Regions from separate parts of the Homo sapiens genome. Here region 2 is linked to region 1. The links are chromatin loops, found by intact Hi-C in ENCODE. Cell type or tissue: Calu3. All regions are shown on one strand.

The links. Peaks named below come from ENCODE experiments on the same cell type or tissue, not always from the same donor. Only the 100,000 strongest peaks of a DNase experiment are listed, where the experiment ranks them.
Region 2: a loop joins it to region 1, with 4 times the contacts of the local background. A loop is called at or near these places in 5 of 110 quality-filtered maps.

What each region holds. Positions count from the first base shown.
Region 1 is chr6:118,577,754-118,585,753 of GRCh38, forward strand. The region is part of intron 2 of CEP85L (centrosomal protein 85L); the gene reads right to left. LOC107986524 (a long non-coding RNA gene) reads left to right here. Exons shown (of 5, transcript XR_002956384.2): 5 at 3,976-4,545. Among named protein-coding and RNA genes, the nearest start is that of PLN, 33 kb to the left of the region's middle. In Calu3, no CTCF peak of the experiment used is centred here; a DNase peak (open chromatin) is centred at 3,248.
Region 2 is chr6:117,837,405-117,845,404 of GRCh38, forward strand. No RefSeq gene overlaps it. Among named protein-coding and RNA genes, the nearest start is that of SLC35F1, 66 kb to the right of the region's middle. In Calu3, no CTCF peak of the experiment used is centred here; a DNase peak (open chromatin) is centred at 3,477.

The DNA of each region.
Region 1 (8,000 bases):
TGAATTAGCCAAAAATTCTAAAATAGAATTCTAGAATTCTTCTCTAGTCTCACGGAAAAATGGTTTAGAAAATGGAAGGGACTCATAACCTTTACTCCCCTTGCAATTATTATAGGTGTACTCATTCTTGTAGGTTGCTGCATCATACCTTGTATTCGTGGATTAGTGCAAAGGCTTATAGAAAAAGCCTTCACCAAAACCCCTCATGATTCTCCCCTGCCCTACTCACATAAGTTCGTACTCCTAAATGACCAAGAGGAACAACAAATCTAAAATATGTTAAAGAAATTTGAAGGGGAAGAACTATAAAATCAAGAGAGGGAAACTGTTAAGGACAGTAAGTTCCTCTTCAAAGTTCCCTTGGTCTCTTGCTCTGTACACAGCCCTTCCTGCTTGATCTGTAACGAGCACTTGTTCCTCAGCTTAATCTGTAACTAGCAAACCTCTTACTCCGTAAACATCTCTGTCACACCCAGACATGTCCAAACACCCCTTAAACTTATTCTGTAGGCAACTCTTCCCACCTTAGCAACAGACAGTCTCTCCCTCCCCTCCTCTCTTAGCAAACTGCGTGTTCACCATATTTAGAAAGGTTTAAGTCTTAGCCAATTGGGTTAATTTAGATTGTTTGGTCCAACCCTAGCCAATGGGGAAAGGACACAGAAACAGGAACTGTGTTAGGAATAAAAACCCTTTGGCCGGGAGCGGTGGCTCACGCCTGTAATCCCAGCACTTTGGGAGGCTGAGGCGGGCGGATCACGAGGTCAGGAGATTGAGACCATCCCAGCCAACATGGTGAAACTTGTCTCTACTAAAAATACAAAAATTAGCTGGGCGTGGTGGTGGGCGCCTGTAATCCCAGCTACTCAGGAGGCTGAGGCAGGAGAATGACTTGAACCCAGGAGGCGGACGTTGCCATGAGCCGAGACCGCGCCACTGCACTCCAGCCTGGTGACCGGGCAAGACTCCATCTCAAAAAAAATAAATAAATAAAAATCCTCTCTTTTGTTCGGTGTGCTCTCGCGAGCGTGACTGATGCAGGCAGCACCCTTCTGTAGAAGTAAATTGCCTTGCTGAGAAAACTTTTTGCCTGAGTGCTAGTTCTTCTTTGCGGCACCGAGCACTTGTTTCTAACACTGGTTTTTTGTTTGAGTTTTTTTGAGACAAAGTCTCACTCTGTCACCCAGGCTGGTGTGCAATGGTGTGATCTTGGCTCACTGTAGCCCCAACCTCCCAAGCTCTAGAAATACTCCCATCTCAGCCCCCCAAGTAGCTGGGACTACAGGCATGTGCCACAACACCCAGCTAATATTTGTATTTATTGTAGAGACATTGTTTCACCATGATACCAAGGCTGGTCTTGAACTCTTAGGCTCAAGCAATCTGCCTGCCTTGGCTTCCCATAGTGTTGGGATTACAGGTGTGAGCCACCACGCCTGGCTGAAAAGCTGTTTTTAAAAATCAAAAAACAAAAAAACAGGCATTCTGATCTCTAGCCAGATTACTGCCAATTTAAAGGACAATTTGATGTATGGTTCAAAGAGGTCAACAATTCAAAATAAAATATTTTCCAATTTGGTCAAGGGGTGGGGACGGGCGGGAAGCTGGTCAGAAAAAAAAAAAAACAGTGACTTTTTACATTTACCAAAAAAAATTAGAATTTTTTTCTTGCCTGCCTTTTAAAATTTCATTCAACTCTACTATTTTCTGGACATCTCACACTAGTTTCAACTTAAGATTAAGTCTCATCAGGCAGTTGACCTGTAGAGAGCTGTAAGTGTTACTTCTCTCCTACAAAAATTTTTACAAATCAAACTATCATGGGATGTAAGTTTTGAAAACACAAAGTTTCTTAGAAATAAAACTATTACTTTATGATAGGACAGATAATAAATGATAATCTGGTCCTTAATCTACCTGCACTGTTTGGAGAGATATGGAGTCAATAATCTCCCTATGTTATAGGAGTTATTAAGAAATTATTTTAGGCAGATAGAGAAGACAAGGGGTCCTTGGCAAGTTTCTTTTCTTTTAAGGCAGCTCCAGATACATTTCTTGCATAGCAGAAAAATGGCCTGAAGGGCGGGCCAGCAAGCTTTGATATGCAAATGCCAGCCATTAGAAACTGGGTCCACTCAATATGGCAATTCCCACCTTCTTCTTGTCACTACAAGTGCCTAGCATCATGGCCACCCCCACATATCCCCACGTGTGTAGAACATCATGGTGCCCTGCATTTGCATATTAAAAGGCTAGGGTGGGAGGACCAGATTTTTGTGGGCTACATGAATGACATACCTGGTCAACCCAATCCCCTGGACTCTATGCAAATCAGACACCAGCTCCTCCAGCCTCCTAATATAAATGGCTGTTTTCTGCTGCACTCAGGGTTCCCTCTCTCAGCTTGGAGCCCCCTCCCTCTGTCTCTGTATGGGGGAGCCCCTTCCTTCTTTCTTGCCGATTTATTAAACTCTCTCCGCTCCTTAAAACCACTCCACGTATATCCATGTCGTCGTATTTAAACTGGCGTGAGAAAAGGACCCTGGTATTCCCCTCCAGTCATCAGAGTCGTATCATTTTGGTGCACTGGCCGGGAATCCGAGGTACAACATTCACTGAAGTGGTGATTATACAAGCGAGCTTAAAATCTGTTCTATCATTCTGAGGTGCTCTTGGCCTCTATTTTAAAATCAAATCAAATCAATCAAAAGGCATCTATCTGTCTGCTGGTTAGCTACACTTATCGTTGGCTGCTGTTCTAAAGACTCAGATGTGAGGCTTGCTGGTGAGAACATGGAGAACCCCCCAATACCCACAGGTGATTGGGAATGTTGGCCGTATTTCGAATCAGCTTCCTTTCATGGGGAGACCTCGCCGTTGCGCAAGGCTGGGAAAAGTTCTGAGGCAACTGAGCATCTCTGGGCAGGGCACACCCTGGTGTGACTCAAAGACCTCTGGACCAGACCCAGCCTCCAACAGCCCATTTCAGGTGCTGGCAGAGAATCCTCAGCTATCCGGTCATGAAACTTTCCTTCCTTTTCTATCTGTGGTCTCTTACTCTGTGTGTATGTGTCAACTGTGTGGGAATTTAGTAACCGGGAGTTTAACTCAAGAATGCCATTGCAATCTCCTGAACAGAGGGTTCCTCCGGGACAGTGAGCCTCTCTCTCTCAGCCCCTTGGTCTGGAGAGCACACGGCATTTCCAGGTCTCTCTACCGCTTGTCTGAGGAGCACACAGTATTTCTAAGCCAACAGTGCCACCTAGAGGAAACAGAAATCCTCTACATGAGGCACTTTTTTTAATGCTAACACTGCAGCTTCCTTTTGCACTGCTAGAAATCAGGCTCTAAGCCTCTTCCAGGAATGGGAAAATTCTGCTTTCAACAGTTAGAAATTAAATGTCTTCCATAGCCAAATTTTAGTCTCAATATTGTCCCATCAGCAGGAAAACAGCCATTTGGTTCCTACATTTCTTTAAGTCACCTATTCTGTCTCCAACAGAGACAGTACTTAATTAGTAAGGGGATTTTAAGTCTGGAAGTTAACTGAAACCATTTTTCTAAGGGTAAATGCTTTAGCATGGGCCATAATAGCAGGATATAGAGTTCAATCTAGCATAACCCCTCCATTAAAGGGGCCTTCCCCAATTACACAGTTTTCCCTGAGATCCATTTTTTTTTAGGGAGGTACACAGGTCACACAAGTCTAGGAGGTCAAAGGGAAATAACAAGCAGAGGACTGGGACTACTTGGGTAAGTGTGACTAGGCCTCAAAAGTCTAGTTTCTCTGGTGCCATGGCTTGGAGGGTCACACCTACAGCCACAGGCGGCACATTTAACTGGGTGCCGGGACCCAGGAACCAGGGAGGGAGACTAGTTAGAGGAATGCCCCCTACTGTTTTCTTCTCCACCCTGAGTCATACACCAAAAGGAAGGAGACTAAAAGGACACTTTTATTCTCACTTCTCTTTCTAGATGGCCAACAGATCGTCTTCAGCATGCACTCCTCTGGAATGTATTTTAAAGCACTGGGACTCCTTCAACCCTGAGACTTTGAAAAAAAAGTGACTCATATTCTATTGCACAAGAGCATAGCCTTCTTACTATCTTGGGGACAGATAAACCTGGCCCGCTGCGGGGAGCCTTGATTTTAATATTATCCAACAGTTAGATCTTTTCTCCAAACAGAAGGGCAAATGGACTGAGATCCCCTATGTACAGACTTTCTTTGCCCTGTGAAACAGCCCAGACCTTTACAAGTTCTGTACAATTGACCCAGTTCTTTTAGCGGCCACAGGGAATCGTTCCCCAGAGCTAAAGCAGGTTCCAGAGGAGCAATCTGAAACAGCTATTGAATGTCCCAATCCTTCCAGTCCCCCTCCAATCATACTATCAGCTCCTCCAGCTCCACTATCTCCAGTATATCCTACTCTCCCCGCTTCATTCTTACCTCTGCAGGAAATGGCTGATAGGAATGGTGCCATGAGGGTTCAAGTTTCCTTCTCATTACAGGACCTTAAGCAAATAAACAGAGACTTGGCCCAATTTTCTGATGACTCCGATAAGTATATAGAAATTTTCCAAAATTTAACTCAGGTGTTTGATCTCACATAGAGGGATGTTATGTTGCTGCTAAGTCAGACCCTCACTGGGGCTGAAAAGCCAGCAGTTCCACAGGCAGCAGAAAAATATGGATATAAGCAACATGCCTCCTGTAGCAGACCAAGGAGAAAAAGAGGAGACAAGGAAGGTAAGGAAGAAGTGGAAACTCCATTCCCACTAGGAAGGGAAGCAGTTCCAGCGGACAACCCTGATTGGAACCCCAATAACGCAGGAAATGAATGGAAAAGGAAGCACTTCTTAAGGTCTATGTTAGAGGGCCTATGGAAGACCAGGGCCAAACCTCTCGATTACTCTAAACTATCTATGATAGACCAGATGAGAATCCCACAGCCTTTATGGAAAGGCTAAGAGAGGCACTAATAAAACACACCTCTTTATCATGATTCAGTCGAGGGACAGCTAATCCTGAAGGACAAGTTTATTACACAGTCAGCTCCCGATATTGGAAAGAAACTACAGAAACAAGCTATAGGACCAGATAGCACCCTAGAGAACCTCCTGAGAATAGCCACTTCAGTCATTTACAATACAGATCAGGAGGAGGCCCAAGAAAAGGAAAGGAAATATAAGTGAAGAACAGAGGCTCTAGTAGCAGCATTGCACGCTTGTAAAGTCCAGGATCCCTGAGGTGCATCTGCTAGCTGTTATCAATGTGGCAAGTCAGGGCATTTTAAGAGGGAATGCCCAGGCAGCAAGACGAAGCCACCTTGACCCTGTCCAGCCTGTGGCGGAGACCACTGGAGATGGATCTGCCCCCAGAGGCAGAGGTCGCTGGGTTCAGAACCAGTCTCATAGATGGTCCAGCAGGACTGACGGGTCCCGAGGCTTAAACCCCCGGCTCCAGCGACTCAGACTGCCATTACAGCACAGGAACCCTGAGTGATTCTGGAAATTGAAGGAAGGAAGGTAGATCTCCTTCTGGATACTGAAGCCAGTCTCTTGCTCCTCCTCTCTAATTCAGGCCTCCCCTCTTCCCAGAGCACAACCATAAGGGGTGTATCACGAAAAACTCTAACCCAATATTTTTCTCAACCCCTTTTGCAGATGGGGAGACTTACTATTTAAACATGCCTTTTTAATCACGCCTGAAAGTCCCACTCCTTTATTAGGTAGATATATTCTAGCTTGCATGGGGGCCTGCAGCATCTTTACAGCCCCAGGACAAACTCTATCTCCCCCTGATGGAAGCTAACATTAATGTGGAAGTGTGGGCAACTTAAGGAAGAATAGGTTGAGCTATAACCACTACGCCAGTCCAGATCTATCTTAAGGATCCCACTTCTTTTCCTAACCAGAGATATTATCCCTAAGGCCAGTGGCTAGGAAAGGGCTAGAAGCCATTATTAATAACCTAAAGATGCAGGGCCTCCTCAAACCCTGTAATAGCCCCTGCAACACCCCAATATTAGGAGCACAGAAACCCAATGGGGAATGAAGCCTGGTTCAGGACCTTCGCCTCATTAATGAAGCTGTAGTTCCAATCCATCCAGTGGTCCCTAATCCCTATACCCTGTTAACTCAAATACCTGAGGGAACTAAATGGTTTACAGTCCTAGATTTAAAGGATGCCTTTTTCTGTACACCGTTACATCCTGACTGTCAATACCGGTTTGCCTTCAAATATTCCTCCAGCCAGACGCCCAGTTAACACTGACGGTGCTGCCTCAGGGATTTTGAAATAGTCCTCATCTGTTTGGACAGGCACTGTCACAAGACCTCTCTGAGTTCTCTCAACCTTAAGTTAAGGTCTTGCAGTATGTTGATGATATTCTGCTATGTGCCCCAACTGAGGATGCTTTTCAGGAAGGCACTGAAGCTCTTCTCAATATGTTAGCTAACAGAGAATATAAAGTTTCAAAACCCAAGGCCCAGCTCTGCAAAACCTCAGTGAAGTACACCTAGGCTTAGTGCTGTCTGAGGGGACCAGAGCATTAGGGAAGGAGGGAGTTGAGAATATTTCTTCCTTTCCCCTCCCCAAAACCCTCAAGCAACTCAGAGGATTTTGGGGCATTACAGGATTTTGTAGACTATGGATACCTGGGTATGGTGAAATAGGCTGTCCATGATATAACCTCATAAAATAAACTCAAGGAACTAAAACTCATCTTTTAACCTGGGAATCTGAAGCTCAAAAGGCCTTTGACCAGCTAAAGCAAGCCTTGCTTAAGGCACCAACTTTCACCCTTCCTATAGGGAAGGACTTCAATCTGTATGTATCAGAAAAGAAGGGAATGGCCCTGGGAGTATTAACACAGGCCCAAAGACCAGGCCAACAGCCAGTGGGTTGCCTAAGTAAGGAACTTGAGTTGGTGGCTAAAGGATGGCCAGCATGCCTCCCCGCCATTGCCTCAGTGGCTCTGTTGGTCCCAGAAGCCTCCAAATTAACTCTGGAAAATGATTTAACTATTTATGCCCCACCTAACGTGGCAGGACTACTGCACTTTTGGGGGAGCCTTTGGCTAACAGATAGCTGACTTCTTAAATATCAGGCCCTGCTGTTAAAGGGTTCCAACATCCAATTAAAGAATTGTTCTCACCTAAATCCAGCCGCCTTCCACCAGGAGGAAACTGGGGAATCTGAGCATGACTATGAACAAATCATAGTACAGACCTATGCAGCCAGGGAAGATCTCAAGGAAACTCCCCTAGAGAACCCAGACTGGACCCTCTTGACAGATGGGAGCTCTTTTGTAGAACAAGGAATCTGTAAGGCAGGATACACAGTAGTCACTCTACATGACATCACTGAAAGTGTGTCACTCCCTCCAGGCACAAGCGCTCAATTAGCTGAGCTAATCGCTCTTACAGAAGCAATTGAATTAAGCAAAGGAAAGGTAGCTAACATTTACACAGACTCCAAATATGCTTTCCTGGTTCTCCATGCTCATGCTGCCATTTGGAACGAAAGGCATTTTCTTACCACCGATGGATCTCCTATAAATACCTCCAGGAAATTAACAGGTTATTATCCTCAGTTTTTCTTCCATGAGAAATAGCAGTGATGCATTGTAGGAGACATCAAAAGGGAACAGATGAGGTAGCCAAAGGAAACAGATTAGCTGATCAGGCAGCTAAGTCAGCAGCAAGGAAGGCTCAAGACAACACACTTCAAACCCCTCTAATCTGGGAAGGCTCCATGAGAGAAATTAAACCTCAGTACTCCCCCACAGAAATAGGATGGGCCACTTCTCGAGGGTATACATTTCAGCCCTCAGGATGGCTACAGTCACAAGATGGCAAACTCCCCTTGACGGCCTCCAGCCAATGGAAAGTCCTTAAAGTGCTTCACCAAGCTTTTCACTTGGGAGAGGATAAAACTTATCAATGTGCCCAGAGATTGTTTTCAGGAAAGAACTTACTAAAAACAATCAAGCAAG
Region 2 (8,000 bases), 740 kb before region 1:
TTGAATACCAGCACTTCTGCCTCATTCTATTGGCCAAAGCAAGTCACAAGACAGGATTAGATTCAAGGAAATACATCCCACCTCTTCAGTGAGAGAAACTTCAATTTACATGACAAAGGGGGTGATATAGGCAGCAGTGAAGAATAGGTGCTATTTTTGCAATCTTTCACATTTTCAGACTTCTTTTATGTAAGAGACAGACGTCTTTTAGTTTACAAGATATTGTAATTTAGTTTAGTTTTTGTTCTATGCAGCTGACCCTAATCTTAATTGATTTATTGGAATGTGAGCTCCATGACTATTGCAGACTATAATTTGGCTCATCCAGCTCCCATTCCAATCCCCTTTAACTTAATTTCTAGAACTATAAAGACTGAAAAGCTAAAAAATATGATATCCCACTCCCTAGCAGCCAAGGTACTGCAAGCAATCTATTTTTTTACTAGACTGACCCACCTATACTTGATTTGCAGATAGCAATGAGAAACATAGGTGGTGGCTGTACCAAGAAAGAGTGTATCTACTGGCAAAAATGATGTCAGAGGTGCCCATCTGAAGTGATAGTGAAGCTTCTGACTTGGTGTCACAAGTATTGGGGTGGGGAGCACAGTTGTGTTTTACATTTGGATACAGTAGTGTCTTTTGATTTTTCTCTTGGCTGCTCTATTCCTGGTTGGATAATCAGACCCAATACTTAGATACTCCAAGATACCTGTGAACTACGTAATTTTTTTTAAAAAAAACTTGTTCTTCATAAGCCAGCTAGAGGGGATTCTGTTGTCTGCAGTTATTTTCACAAACAATAGAAGATTTGATCAATTATAGTAATGCATCAATTAATGACAGGGATATATTTTGAGAAATGTGCTAGATGATTTCATCATTGTGAAAACATCTTGAGGGTGAACTTATACAAACCGAGGTGGTATAGCCTTCTATACACCTAGACTGTATATATCGCCTGTTGCTCCTATGTGAGTAATGCATTGCACCATGGTGTTACTACAGCTATGATGTCACTATACCATAGGAATTTTTAAACTCCATTGTACCTTTTTTTTTTTTTTTTTTTTGAGATGGAGTCTCGCTCTGTCGCCCAGGCTGGAGTGCAGTGGCACAATCTTGGCTCACTGCAAGCTCTGCCTCCCAGGTTCATGCCATTCTCCCACCTCAGCCTCCCCAGTAGCTGGGACTACAGGCGCCTGCCACCACGCCTGGCTAATTTTTTGTATTTTTAGTAGAGACGGGGTTTCACCGTGTTAGCCAGCATGGTCTAGATCTCACCTCATGATCCGCCCGCCTCGGCCTCCCAAAGTCTTCCACACTATTGACATTTTGGATGGGGTAATTCTTTGTTGTGGGGAGCTGTCCTGTGCATTGTGAGATGTTTAATAGCATTCTTGGCCTCTGTACACCAGATGCCAACAGCACAAAGCTTCTCAAGTTGTAACAATAAAAAACATCTCCACACTGGCAAATGTCCCCTTTGGGGCAAAATTACCCCCACTGAGAACCACTGACTTACGCAGACACACGAAACATGAAAGCAATTTCTAATGAAGCATTTAACAATATTTTTCAAGATCTTGAGAAACTACATCTTAGTGCATATACATCTTAGTGCATATATTATACCATAGATAGGAGATCTTGGTATCATATAACACATCTGAAATAAAATGGATACACCTTTCTACCTTTTCACTCTATTGCATTAGTGATATGAAGTTTGATTTTCTTTATATCAGACCTAAATAAGCAAGTTGTCAACTTTATAGGAAAAAATATATAAATATATAACGTATAAATTTTTTTTAAAAAAGCGTAAGTAGAGGCACAAAGCAATTACCTATGATTCATTTTTGAGCCTATGGTTTTTAAATTTTAATGTCTAGAGATACTGTTAACAGTTGGAATCTGATCTTGGAGGTGAAATGAAATTTTTTTTTCTTATTTTCCCCAAAACTGAGAAGAAATATGACTGTTTACCCGAGTTTCATTCTTAAACCATGTTGGGGTGGCCTTTGGGCTGATTGTCACCATTGTTTATATGCTCAGTGATTTCAGTCTGGGGGTGCTTTCAGGGTTTCTGGAGCAGTTTTGAAGCCACAGAAATAATAATTAATTTTTAAAATATCCTGTCAAAACAACTTTTTCTGACTCAAGCATTTGTTTGAAACAGAACATCAGGAATTTTCTGCACACTACAGAATGTCAGCAAGATGGCAGAATAGAAAGTTTCAGCCTTCACTCCCACTGCCTCCATGTAAATATCACTAGCAGGTATCCAAAGAACAGAACATCTCTTTGAAAACTCCACTTGGAAACAGGCCCAAGATACTTGCATGTCCCATAGTACTGAATGAAAACTGAATTACAAAGGTAAGAAGAGTGGTCTCACTTCAACCACATACACATCCACCCACCAATTTGGCACAATACTAGAGAAAGAGGATTTCCATGAGCCCACAGTGTCTACAGGGGGAAAAGGGAGTTGAAGTTATCAAGTTTCTCTAGCTTCCCAACACACTTCTCAGGATGCTCACTCTGGTCTCACCTCACAGGAAACATTGGGACCAATGACTTAGCTATAATGCCTGGAGTCAGGTAGAAAGAAAGAAGGCAGAGGTCATGGTGACTAGCACTAAAATCTTGGTGGTAGGTCTGTGTTCCTGCCAGTTACGGTGCTCAGTCAGAGATACCAGCAAACCTTATAGCCCACCTGCAAAACTGATCTGATCACCTTTGGAAGCATGGAGGAAGGTTAAACCTAGCCTGAGTCCCTAGATGGTTAGTCTCCATACCCAGTGTCAGAGTCCACAAAAATAACCTTGCCCAGGTCGAGACACCCACCTCTGCCCATTTCAAAGAACAGAAGCTAGATCTGATTGCCCTGGGCAGTCAAGCAGTAGCTCTACTCAGCCAAAAATCCTGCTCAATGACCCCATCCAGACAGGAAGGTGCCTGCCTCTGCCCATTTCAGAGAATCATAGGGACTGGACCTGCTTGACCCAGGAGGTCACAGTGTCTCAACTCAGTGAAATGTCCATACCATGGCTCCACCCTGACAAGGAGTCAATCCTCAATCATGCATTTCTAAGAAGTATAACCTCTGGTCTTGCCCATCCTCAGCAGAAACTATGCCTAACTTCAGAGACCAACTTCAGTCTTGCCTAACTGCAGACCACAAATAGCAAAATTGTTTGGCCAGGGAATGCATTCTGTGATTTATGAGACCACAAGCCATTGCAGTCCACAGCCAGCAGCTCTGACCAATAGCAGAATCCAGCCAGTGATCTTGCCAGACAGTGGAGGTAAGCCAGCAGCCCACCTGACATCAGAGGAAAGACGGCAGCCCAGCCAACTAGAGAACTCACAACAAGCTCTCCTTGTCTGGATTTATTATCACCTCACCGGCCCTTCAAGAATCACAAGCTAGATTAAATATCAAAGATCTATCCCTGTCAAAGAACACAAGTAATGGCCAGAAGAGGGGGCTGTTTCCTTAAAAATGTAGAGAATAATGCAAGGACACAAGGATTACAAAAAATTAGAGAATCATAATACATCCAATAGAAACCAATAAAGCTCCAGTAATGCACCCTAAGGAAATAAATAATAGTTGAAATCTAAAAAATAGAATAAAATTACAGTATTTGCTACTCAAAAAAAGAAGGAAAAAGAAATGGAGATCTATGAAATGACTGATAAAGAATTCAGATTAATCTCAAAGCATTTCAGTTACTTCAAAGAATACATGGATAGTAAATTAAATAAAATCTGGAAAATAATACATGAACAAATTAAGAAGTGTGACAAAAATGAAAACAATAAAAAACCAAATAGAAATCCTAGAGATAAAGAATATCATTACTAAATTTAAAAATTCAATAGAAAGTTTCAACATTAGACTTGATAAAGTGGAAGAAAGAATCAATGAACTCAAAGACAGAACATTTGAAATGAAAAACAAAAAGAAGAATGAAAAAGAATAAAGAAATCTTATGGGAATTATGGGATCCCCATCAAAAAGCCAAAACTTTACATATACAACCTAGCAGAGACTCACCTTACTTTTAAGGATACACATAGATTGAAAGTGAAGGGATTGAAAAAGATGTTCCCTACAAATAAAAACCAAAAGAGAGCAAGGATAGCTACACTAATATCACACAAAATAGACTTTAAGTCAAAAACTGTGAAAAGAGACAAAGAACTTATGTAATTATAAAGAAGCAATTAATCAAGAGATATAACAATTGTGAATATATATATATATATATATATAGCACCAAACATAGAAGCACCTAAATATATAAAACAAGTATTAAAGAATATGAGGGGAGAGATAGCTTGCAATACAATAATAATAAGGAACTTCAATATCCCACTTTCAACAATGGGCAGGTCATTCAGACATAAAACCAATGAGACAATACTGGACTTGAACAACACTATAGGCCAAGTGAAACCAACAGACAAATACAAGACATTCCATTCAACAACAGCAGAATATATATTCTTCTCAAGTGCACACACAGATAGGTCATATGTTAGATCACAAAATATGCCTTAGCAAATTTAAGGTGGATGAAATAATATCAAGTATCTTTTCCAACTATAATGAATTGAAACTAGAAATCAATAACAGGAGGAATTTTAGAAAATTTGCAAATACATGGAATTTAAACATGTTCCTGAACAACCAATGGGTCAATAAAGAAATTTAAAAGAAAATTTAAAAATATCTTTAGATAAATGAAAATGAAAACACAATATACCAAAACTTATGGGATACAACACAATCAGTTCTCAAAGGAAAGTTTACAGCAATAAACACCTACATCAAAAATAAACAAAACATCTAAAATAAACAACATTACTCCTCACTGAACTAGAAAAAGAACAAACTAAGCCCAAAGTTAGCAGAAGGAAGGAAATAATAAAAATCAGAGTAGATTTTTATTATTAAAATAAAATAAATAAAATAAAGACTAGAAAAAAAAACCATACAAAAGATCAACAAAACTTAAGAGTTAGTGATTTTAAATGATAAAATCCACAAGTCTTTAGCTAGAATAAGAAAAAGAGATGATTCAAATAAATAAAGTCAGAAACAAAAGAGGAGCCATTGCAACTAATATCACAGAAATACAAAGGATCACAAGAGACTACTATGACCAATTATACAACAAATTGGATAAACTAGAAGAAATTGACAAATTTCTTCACATATATTTAGGTTAGTGCAAAAGTAATTGCGGTTTTTGCCATTGCCATGCAACCTACCAAGACTGAATCATCATGAAGAAATGGACAATCTGAAAAGACCAATAATGGGTATTGAGATTTAATAAGTAATCAGTAATGGGTATTGAGATTTAATCAGTAATTAAAAAGTCTCCTATAATAAAAACCTTAAGACCTGATGGTTACCAATCTGAATTCTACCAAACATTTGAAGAACTAATACCGATCCTTCTGAAACTCTTCAAAAAAATGAAGAGGCAGAAATACTTCTAAACTTTTTACAAGGCCAGCATTTTCCTGATAGCAAGGCTGGGCAAGGACATTATAAGAAAAGATTACAGGCTAATATCTTTGATGAACATAGTTGTAAAAATCTTCAACAAAATACTAGCAAACCAAATTTAACAACACATTAAAAGGATCATTCACCATAATCAAGTGGGATTTATCCTTGTGATGTAAGTATGGTTCAATTTATGCAAATCAATAAAAGTTATACATCATATTAACAGAATGAAAGACAAAAACATATGATCATCTTATTAGATGCAGAAAAAACATTTGACAAATTCAATATCCTTTCACAATAAAAACTCTCACTAAAGTAGGTGTAGAGGGAATGTATTTCAACACAATAAAGGCCATATATGTGAAGCTCACAACTATTATTATACTCAATGGTGAAATTTGAAAGCCCTTGCTCTGAGATCTGGAACCAGACAAGATGTCCAGCCTTGACACTTTTATTCAACATAGTATTGGAAATCCTTGTCAGAGCAATTAGGCAAGAAGGAGAAATAAAGGGCACCTAAATAGGAAAAAAAGAATTGAAATTGTCAGTGTTTCCTGATGAGATGATCTTATATGTAATAAACCCTAAAGACTCCACCAAAAAACAGAACTATCAAACAAATACAGTAAAGTTGCAGGATACAAAATTAACACACATAAATCAGTAGTGTTTCTATATACTAAGAATAAATTATTTCCCCCAAAATAAAAAATTTCATTTCATAATAGCTATAAAAAATAATACTTATAAATACATTTAGCCAAGGAGATGAAAGACCAGTACACTGAAAACTAGAAAATGTTGAAGAAAGAAATAGAACACACAAATAAATGGAAAGATATCCTGTGTTCATGAATTGGAAAAATTAATATTGCTTAAATGTTCATATTATATACAGTAAGATGTGTCTATTTTAAATATAAATAAATCAATAGTTGAGTGGTTGCAAGGCACTGAGGATGAAGAAACAGTGCAGAGATAGGACACAGTGCATTGGTACTGAACTGAAACTATTCCATATGATAGAATAATAGCAGATACATGTAACTATGCCATTGCTCCAGTCCATAGAATTTACAACACCCAAGTGAATGCTAAGGAGAGCTATGTGGTCTCATCATGAGAGTGATGTGTCATTGTAGGTTGAATGATTGCAGCGAACGTACCACTCTATGACAGAAAGTTGTTAGTGAAAGGAACTATGCATCTAAGGGGGCAGAGGATATGGGGGACCTCTGTTTGTCCTGCCCAATTTTAGCATGAATCTAAAGGTTTTCTACGAATTGAGCTCGATTTTTAAAATGGGTATATGAACTTATTTTGTGAGTGTTGATTATACCAGAATTTCCTGTTGTCTGCATGGTACATGCATTGCACGCATGGGCATTAAATTTCTTCTACAAGTAAAAAACAAAACAAAACAAAAGTTCATATTACCCAAATCAATCTACAGATTTAATGCAATTCCCATCGAAATTTCAATAAAATTGAAAATGGAAAAAAACAATAATATGAAACCACAAAAAACTCTGAATAGCCAAGGCAATCATGAGCAAAAAGAACAAAGCTGGTGGTATCATACTACCTGATTTCAAACTACTACAAAGCTATTGTAATTAAAACAGCATGATGCTGGCATAAAAAAAGATACATTGACCAATGGAACAGAATGGAGAGTCCAGAAATGAACCCACACATGTATGGTTTTCAACAAAGGTACCAAGAATATGCAATGGAGAAAGGACAGTCACTTCAATAAATGATGTTGGGAAAACTGGATAGCCACAGGCAACAGAATAAAATTTGATCCTTATCTCATACCAAATACAAATATCTACTCAAAATGGATTAATGAACTAAATGTAAGAGCAGAAACTACAAAACTACTAGACAAAAACAAATTGGAGAAATCACAGAACATTTGCCAAGGTAATAATTTTTTTTATTTGACCCCCAAAGTGCCAATGACATAAACAAAAATAGAGAAATGGGATTACATTAAACTAAAAAGCTTCTGCACCATAAAGGAAACAACTAACAATGGGAAGAGATGACCTATGTGATGGGAGAAAATACTGGCAAGCCATAAATTTGATAAGGGGTTAATATTCAAAACATATAATAAACTCAAACAACTCAATAGCAAGAAAAAAATCCAATTCAAAAATGGACAAGGGACCTAGATGAACATTTCTCAAAAGTAGGCATACAAATTGCCAACAGACATATTTTAAAAAGCTCAACATCACTGATCATAAGGGAAATGCAAATTAAGACCAAAATGAATTATCATCTCACACCTGTCAGAATGGCTATTATCAATAAGATGATAAATAAATGTTGGTGATGATGTGGAGAAAAGTGAATTCTTGTACACTGTTGGTGGGAATGTTAATTAGTACAGCCATTATAGAAAACAGCATGGGGACAGGGCCAAGATGGCAGACTAAAAGTGGCT